Linked DNA regions of Mus musculus: region 1 is linked to region 2. Evidence: chromatin loops called from intact Hi-C (ENCODE). Cell type or tissue: heart. All regions are shown on one strand. Links, peaks and the distances in the headings refer to the core of each region. The heading gives the core; the rest is flanking DNA.

Evidence for each region. Peaks named below come from ENCODE experiments on the same cell type or tissue, not always from the same donor. Only the 100,000 strongest peaks of a DNase experiment are listed, where the experiment ranks them.
Region 1: it touches region 2 in a loop (2.4-fold over the local background); 1 of 42 quality-filtered maps calls a loop at or near these places.

Annotation. Positions count from the first base shown.
Region 1 is chr9:57,559,165-57,563,549 of GRCm38, reverse strand. It overlaps Scamp2 (secretory carrier membrane protein 2), which reads right to left and starts at 2,606. Exons shown (of 9, transcript NM_022813.3): 1 at 2,440-2,606. The coding sequence starts at 2,496. In heart, for the core only: a CTCF peak has its summit at 2,602; DNase peaks (open chromatin) are centred at 399, 1,629, 2,349 and 2,529; H3K4me3 peaks cover 1,612 bases; H3K27ac peaks cover 1,187 bases.
Region 2 is chr9:57,438,340-57,442,724 of GRCm38, reverse strand. Ppcdc (phosphopantothenoylcysteine decarboxylase) reads left to right here and starts at 2,611. Exons shown (of 7, transcript NM_176831.5): 1 at 2,611-2,655. It overlaps Scamp5 (secretory carrier membrane protein 5), which reads left to right. Exons shown (of 7, transcript NM_020270.3): 7 at 1-1,398. In heart, for the core only: no CTCF peak of the experiment used is centred there; a DNase peak (open chromatin) is centred at 2,614; H3K4me3 peaks cover 1,171 bases; H3K27ac peaks cover 2,211 bases.

The DNA.
Region 1 (4,385 bases), core at 111-4,110, 120 kb before region 2:
AGAACATTTACAGTCCCTAACTGTCAGCCGCAGACTCCAAATAGTAAGTATAGTTTGTAATCCACCATGATATGGTATGACAGAAAAGGAAAAGGAAAAAAAAGAAAAGAAAAGCTGTTCTCCAGACTCACTAGGTGTGACAGTTTGAGTCTGTCACCTCCCCACCTGCTCTCTCCTGAGCGCTGAGCCAACACCCTGAGTAAATGAAGCTGAGGACTCACACCTAGTCACCCAAGGCCTACGCCCTCCCAGTGCCCCAGCCCTGGCAATAGGGAAGCAGCTCACACTCTCCTAAAGGAAGGGAGGGCAGCTCTGACCAGAAGGGGCTCCAGCATCAGATACAAGGCTGCCTCTCCTCACACCGCTTCCTGCCAAGGATGAACAGTCATTCCAGTATGAGGGGGAGTGTATCACCATCAGCCAAGCCCTCTTCTTTCCACACAGGATTCCCCTCCAGATGTTGCCGGTTTGCAAGCCAAAAGCTGCTTCCTGTCCTGCCATCTCCTGAGACTGCCTGGACAAACTGTCTTACTTGACTGCAATGCAGACCTTGCTTTGTTACTTCTAAAGTTACTCACACTTTGCCCAGTCATTTCTGAGGCCAGAGATGAACTTTAAGACTTTCAAGGAGCTACTCCTAATCCAGGGCAGCCCAATCCTGCCCTCTGTTATCCCTGGAGAAGATCTGCCGCAAAGTGGGGCAGCTGGCTGACCCTGAGAGCAGCAAAGCATTTCTAATTCTGACAGACTATAACCGGACAGAGGAACATCATATATACCACACACTCCCAGAGACTGCTGGACTTTTGCTATACATAACAGAACCCCAGTACTATAAAACAATCTATCATTAAATCAAAGGAGTTAGCAGAAGACAGCAACAGGAAAAATGCAAATACTCTTCTCCTCACTAAACTAATAGAGGCAAACGTTTGCCTTATGTAAGAGACATGTTCCCTGCAAAGGCTCTGTCAAGAAGCATTAAGCTACAAGAATATATTCTAAACTCCCCAGTGTAGCAAGGAATCAACTACCAAAATCTGCCCAAGGGTTCCTATCAGCTAGGTCACCTTGGGAAAGAAGCATAAAATTTCCACTCTCGGCCTGGCTGGGTGTGGTGGCTCGAGCTAGTTATGGCTGCACTTGGGAGGTAGAGGAAGGACCCCAAGTTCAAGACCACCATGTGACAGACACATAGGGCGTTCAGAGCCAGGCTGTGTTAGATGAAGAGATCCTGTTATAAATAATCCAAGGGCTCAGTGTTACCCAATATGCACAGCGGTGGAGGATTTGCCTAGAACGAACAAAGCTCTGGTTCAATCCCATTACTGCAAAACTTCAAAAGAGAAGATGGTCATACTCTACTCCCTGAGTGTATAACCATCTAGTTCAAGGCGCCTTTGCTTTGCTCCCACCCTTGGAAGGACCCACCCTGGAAAAGCTCAGTGGACTTCTCCAACACCTTCAGGAAATGCTGAAGCTGTAGAGGACCAAAATAAAGCACCAGCAAGACGAATTCAAGAGCTTGGTGACATACTAACACCGGAGGAACAGCTGCGCTCATAAATCCCCAGTCATCACAAGCATGCGTCCCTCAAACTGGTTTCGGGCAGACATGAAAGGAGAAGTAGAACGCGCCTTGGCACTAAAAGGAGTTCCAGTTCTTCAACATAGACAACTGGGCATCTCTGCGTTCTCCACGCGAAGGTTTTGGCTTAGGTCCGAAGACTGTTGTATTCTTTCAAAGTTCCAAAGGTCAGGCCGGTAACCACCCATGCAGATTTGTCAGACCCGTGTACCTTGGGCTCCAAGCTCCTTCACCTCCCTCTCCTCAAAGTGTGTGGCCCAAACTCAATCCAAACAAAGTGCTTGGCCAATAAGTAATTTTCTGGCTTGGCCTCTCTTCCTACCCTCTCTCAGCCTTCTTGATAAACACTAGGGACTCTCCTGTACTTTAGATGCTTGCTTCGCTACTGCTGTTGCTGTTAGGTGTTGGGTTATCTCCACATTTCTCCACCCCAACAGACTTCTACTTCCTCATTATGTTTCAATGAGCCTTTCTCCTAGGATGACTCAATACAGGTAGATCCCCCAAGACTGTAGAAATGGCACAGCAACATTTTGCTTCCCTTTCTGACTCTAAGACACCTCCCCAGGATAAGCGCGTGCTTGGCCCTTTTCTCCAGCAGAGGCCGGTCGGATGGGCTACAACCCGGGGTGCTCTAAGTGCCCACTTCTTTACAGCGCCCCGCCCCCTTGCCGCAGTTCCACCTGTTGCAAAGTCCCGCCTCCATACAAACTATGATAGGCCAGCCTTCAGATACCGCTCTCCCATTGGACAGGTGATCCGTCCCTCCTACGCCACGTCCCCGGCTCTGGCGAAAGAGGCCCAGGCCGCAGCCCTTTTCCCTAAAGAAATCTGAGAATTGGGGGTTCTACCTGGAAGGGGTTTACGTCCACTGGGTCCGCGAAGGGGTTAGTGTCGAAGGCCGACATGGTGATCGAGGGCCAGCGGGTGATCTCCGCGAGCGCTACTGCCTTTGGTCACTCAGACCCAGCGGCACACAGTGTAAACCCTCCACTTCCGGGAGCAAGGCAGCCGTTCTGGCGCAGGCGTAGCGCCCTCTGTGGGGGCGTGGCCCTGGACGTCACAAAGGTCCGTTCCGCCCCTGCCCAGCCTATTAGAAAGCGAAGGTTATTCATTCTGTCTCCATCCACTTTCTTTTTATCTCCAGAGATGCTGAGGATAGAATCCAGGGTCTCACGAATAATAGACATAGGTGTAGCCTTGAGCTACATACCCAAACCTTCTATCCACTTAGTCCTCCGGTGCAGAATCTCTTCTGATGTCTTCCTTCCTATGTGTATTTATTTTGAGCTTCCAAATAAAGGACTGGCAGGAAAGGATCATGCATTCATTCCTAGAGGGCAAAATTGAGGCGTTCGAGCAAGTCCCGGACCAAAAGGACAGGGGAGACATGTCAAACAGGAGTTATCTGAACAACTGTGCTCCAGGATAAAGCTGGAAGACCTTGCATCAACCCCTGCCCTAGATAAGCAGGATTTCTTTTAGGCTCCACCCTCCTGTGATTTCATAGATATCCTAGAGGTGGTAGTTAATTCACTCACAAACTCACAAACTTATTTATCCATGTCTTTCGGGCCGCTGTGAAATCTAGCTTGAATCGTTTCTTACCCTGGAATAGAACAGCGCTACTGATTGGTCTATTCTTGTGTTGCAACCAGATGGGTTTTTTGATTTTTGTGGTTTTGGTTTGTTTGTTTTGTTTTTATTTGGGGGGTTGTTTGTTTGTTTTGTTTTGTTTGCTTTTGGTTGTTTGGTTATTGTTTTTCCAGGGTTTTTGGCAGGTTGGTTTGCTTTTCTTGGTTTTGTTGCCTTTTTATTGTTTGTAGGTTTGAGGAATCTCTCATCCTAGAGTCTGATTGATACTCTTCTCACCAGCTAAGAAAAAAAAAATTCCAGCATAATTACCATTTACTGTTAAAGGCTGTTGACATAAAGTTAATATTCCTTTACTATGTGTATATTTTATGTTAGAGTAAAATGAATCAGGCTTAAAGCTTGAATGTTCATGTCCTTTTCCAAGATATTTCCTAAGAATCTCAAACAAAACTATTTACAATGAAGACATCATCTTTCTACATCCTGGGGAGTTTATCAACAGTAATCTGACAGGTCCACTTCAGAACTACCCAGTGATCTCGTTTAAGCTTTTTTTTTTTTTTTTTTTTTTTTTAATAGTCATGGTGGTAGTAGTAGTCATTCTTGTAGTGGTAGTAGTGATGCTGTGTGCACATGAGGGGTGGATGGGAGCGCATGTGTTAGGGGCTAATGTGGAGTTGGTTCTCTCCTCCCACATTTATGTGATTTTCAGGGACTGAACTCAGGTCACCAGGCACAGCAGCAAGCACCCTCACCCCTAAACCATTCTGCTGTGTGAAGTCCACTTGTTTAGTTTGCCCTCAGAGTCTTTTTGAATGTGTAGTCCCCATCTCTTCTCACCCCTTCTTTTGCCTACACTTCTTCATTCTACTCTTTAGTGGCTTTTCAGTTCCTGGAACTTCCCTATTCTCTCTTGTCTCATGGCCTTTGTACATGCTGTCTCTTCTAACTAGTACCAATGTACAATGAGAATAGTAAAGACAAAAAAAAAGCCTTTTTGACATGTAAAAATTGCTTAGCCAGGAATCCCAATACACCCAAAGCAGATATCCACTCAATAACCAGAACCCAGTGCGATATCACCCACTCAAGATAACTAGACGCAGTCCTAGAACTCCATGACACTCAATGGACAGAATGTGAGTGGAGACCAAGAGCCAGACTCTGCTCTCCACATCTGGAGAGAATTCGTCTTCATCTG
Region 2 (4,385 bases), core at 279-4,278:
CCGCTCTGCATTTCCCGCTGGCTTGTATGAGGCACTTGCCAGGTGTAAAGGCCGTGGTGGAACAGAGGGCATCATTGGTCGCTGGGGGAGGTGTGGCTGGCCCCAGCTCAGAAGGGCTTCTAGCTTCTCAAAGTGACCACTGGATTCCTGGAAGGAGTAGCTGTTCTAATTGAGTCTGGCAGAAAGGATAGAGGTCAGAAGGTTAGGTCTGAAGGGGGAAGATCTGAGGAGAAGTCAAATAGGACCCATTGAGAGGGTAGTTCACCTCTCCAGTCTCCCTTGTCCTGGCTACAGGACACATTCTGCAGAGATGCTCCCAGGCCCAGTTCAAGCTGCAAGCACAATGTCCTGAGTAGGATTCCTGGTTGGCAGGAGGAAGGGCAGGATGGCTCTGCCTTTAGTTTTTAGTTTAGTGTTCTGTCCTTCCCTCCTCTTCCATTCACGAGAACGACAGGATTCGATTCCAGGCCTTTCCTTAGTTCTCTTAGAACCCTCATCTCTCTCTAGACTGATCTTAGTTCCTGGGACTGTATCTTTCAAGCAGGGTGTGGACATTGTCTGGTATCTTATTCCTCTGCATGAGGCCTGAGGTGGGTAGGCCTTACCAAGGAGCAGCTGGCTGTTTCTCATCTCCTTGCAACAGAAACCCACCTAGGCTAGGGAGACTGGAAAACCATACCACATTGGTTTGCCTTGGACCCTAAGACTTGGTTTCAGGCCACCTTGAGCTTTGATTTTTCAGCTTCTTCCTTGTAAGAGAATCCAAGAGTGTCTGGAAAGTTCCTTTCCTGTTGACTCCCTAGGCTTAGTTGATTCTCTCCCCTACTGTTTTCTCTATGGAGAGCAGTTGTCATAGCTCCTGCTACCCTGAGAGATTCTAGGGCTAGGCTCTTCCTCCTCTTCCCTTCTCCCAGCTCCCTTTCTCTTAGTCCTCTGTTACTTCCAGGAAAGCTGTGATCCAGCTGCCAGCCTAGCATCCACAGCTGTTGGGTGTTACCCCCAGTCAACTTCCTGTCCTATCGGCCTCTCCTCTTTCCTGGCTCACACCTATTGGCCATGCCTGGCACTGCCCTTGGGAAAGCCTGTCACCAGTGTCTGGCCCAGCTGCTCAGGCACTGGGATGCTGCATCTTCAGGCAACTATGCACTTTGATGAGGAGAGAGTGAGAGAGATGGGGCCGGGCACAGATGGTTTGCTTGAGGGGTGGGAGGGCCTGGTGGATGCTGGGAGTCCTCCTGTCTGTCGCCAGCCAGTGACCTGCTTTTGCATTCTCCTGGTGCCCACTGCCCCTTGTTTCTGAGAGACACAAACTATCCCCTCATTGGCAGTTGACCTGCCCGAGCCAGTGTCTATCTGTGTAACTGGATGAATATAATAAAGGGATCATTTGACCCTGTATGTCCCTCTGTGTTACTTGTCTCCATGTGGGTCTCAATGAAGCCTTGATGTGGGATGTGAAGCAGGGTTGTGGAATTGAGTTGAGTGGATCTGTGATGCCAAAAACCATGTATTTTGTGATCCTTCCTCTGAAGCAGCCCTGAGTAGGCCATGAAGTAGTTGCCACAACTACCAGTTAGGAAATAGGAGTGGCCTGTAACACTGAGTGAGGCGCATGGCCTGACTGTGTCTGTGACTTAGGGTTTCCATTGCTGTGAAGAGACACCACGACCAAGGCAACTGTTATAAAAGGATAACATTTAACTGAGACTGGCTTGCAAGTTCAGAGGCTCAGTCCAGTATTGTCAAGGCGGGAAGTATGGCAGCATCCAAGCAGTCATGGTGCTACAGAAGCTGAGAGTTCTATAACTTATTCCAAAGGCAGTCAAGAGAAGACTGGCCTCAGGTGGCTAGGAAGATATATTTGCCCACCCCCACAGTGACACACTTCCTCCAACAAGGCCACACCCACTCCAACAAGGCCATACTTCCTAATTGTTCCTAATTCCCTGGGCTAAGCATATTCAAACCACCATAGCCCTTAGTGTTAGGACTAGAAGACTGGCCTTCCTTAGCTCCCATGGTGGGTCTCTTGAAGCTGATTGAGTGGGCTCAATGAACATGTAAGTTCTTGAAATTTCTGATTGCTGCAGGGTAATGACTACAACGATTCGAATGTGCCTAGGCTTTGCCAAAGATGTGCTCTCTAAGAATGTTGTCTAGATCCTCTGTGATGGTCATCTCTCAAGATTCCTCTCAAGTAGCAATGGGCACGGTAGCACACCCCTTTGATCCCAGCACTTATGAGGCAGAAGCTGGCAGAGTTCTAAGTTTCAGACATGCCAGTTATTGAAAGAGAGAGAGAAAGGAAAGAAAGAAAGAAAGAAAGAGAGAAAGAAAAGAAAAAGAAAGAAAAGGAAGGAAAGAAAAAGAAAAAGAAAGAAGGAAAGAAAGAGAAAGAGGGAGAGAGAGAGAAAGAAAGAAAGAAAAAAAAGAAAAAAAGAAAAAGATTGCTCAAAGTGAGCCTTTCAATGTCGCGGCTCCCCTGCCTAATGTGGCTTTAGCCTTGCACAGGGAGCCCCAATGACTACAACTCCCAGAAGCCACAGAAATAGACCACGACTCCCAGAAGGCCATGCGATCACTCGCTTTCTCTGGAGTCATTTAGAGCCGGAAAGGCGCCTAGATACCGCGATACTTGCGGGTATCCTGGAGCTGGTGAGCAGTGGAAGGGGCGGGAAAGCTGTGTCGGTGGTGCCGCCGGGTGGGGCGGTGGGAGAAGCTCCTCTGGTCGCTGTGGGTCCGCGTGAAGGTCCATGTGTAATGTGTCAGATGTGGGGCTATAGGTGTGACTCCAGTCTCAGAATTGGGGGCTATGCAGCTGCACCGGTGCCCGCAGATATCATGCTCTATCCTTAGTTTAAAAGACACCCACACTTGACGCTTACCTTTGAAAAACTGCAGCATAAGGTGCCCCCCTCCCAAAGATTTAGGACCGCCCCGAAATACAAACTTTTTTTTTTTTTTTTAAATTACGTTTATTTTGTAAGAGGGGTGGCTGTCACAGCGTGCGTGTTGAGGTCATAGGACGACCTGCAGGACTCAGTTCTACCCTGTAAGTCCCGCCCTCATTCAGGGCCTCAGACTTGTCTGCAAGCTACCTTGCTGAGCCAACGTGCCTCAAATTGTATTTTATAATCATAAACGAGAGAAAGGAGAACGCTGGCAGTATTTAGATGCTTAAACCCTAAACTTGCCGAGTGGCATTTCAAATTAGAGTTAGAGCAGTTTTTGTCAGAAAAAAAAATGTCACCGTCACCGACGTTTGGAATATTGGAAGCCAGAACTAGATAGTGGGCAGGAGAGATTCCCAGCTGCAGGAAGTGATGCGTGTTTGGGAGCTGGGGTCTTCTGCTTCTTTCTAGCAGCTGGGAACCAGCAAGGCTGTGATGTATCTTCCTGACACGTGTCCTCAAGAGGTGTACAGATGAAACTGCAGTAACTTTAGAGGCAAACATGCCTACTTCCGGTTTGAGACATCCATTGGAAAGCCAAACATTTTGGCTGCAACCAGCATTCCTTAGGTGCAGTGTGGTCACACTTTCTTGGCTACAGTCTTGCCCGTATCCTGTGGTCACATTTTCTTGGCTACATTCTTGCCCATTCTATTACTGGTAGGTATACATGGAAATTTTATACTTTGTCCTTGATTAAACTGAGAGAATTATAGTCTCACACAGAGGCCTCTTTCTCTGCTGTGTATGTGTTCTCTCTGTGTCTCTCTTAAATTTCTCTCTCCCTTCCCCTCCATTCTCCCCCTCGTTTTTTTCTCTTTCCCTCCCTCTCCTCCCTCCCTCTCCCTCTCAGGGTCTCACTGTGTAGCCCTAGCTACAGGACTTAGTATGTTCGAATCTCAACTCCTAGAAATCTGTTTGTTTCTGCATTCCAAGTGCTGGGATTAAAGGCATGTGCCACCAAACCCTACTTTTTCTTGAAATATACATAAGACTAAGTGTAAGTTCTGTGGTTATAATAAAGGTCAAGTAAAAATATGAAAAAAAATTGTTCCCTGCATATGCAGCTTAGAATATAAGACTGGTCTAGGTAGCCAGCGCATCAAGTGTATCCCTTGTATGTGTACCTCAGTCTATGAGGGTGGGAAGAAAAATTAATCTGAAGTCCAAGGATGGCCAAGAGTGACTCAAGCTCGACTCTGGAGGTTGAAAGGGAACATTGCACCATGTGATAAAATAAGCTTGTTTTTTGTTTTTTTCTTGGGAGGGTCAGTAGTGGTGGGAGAGAATCAGATATTATAATGTTCAGATATTATAATGCTGGACACTTCTGGACCAGCATGATAGGTCAGGGAATGCAAACATGTACAGCCTTATCTTGGTCTGAACCAGTGGGCTCTGTGGTTAAGATGGAGGGTGGTCTACCATCTTAAC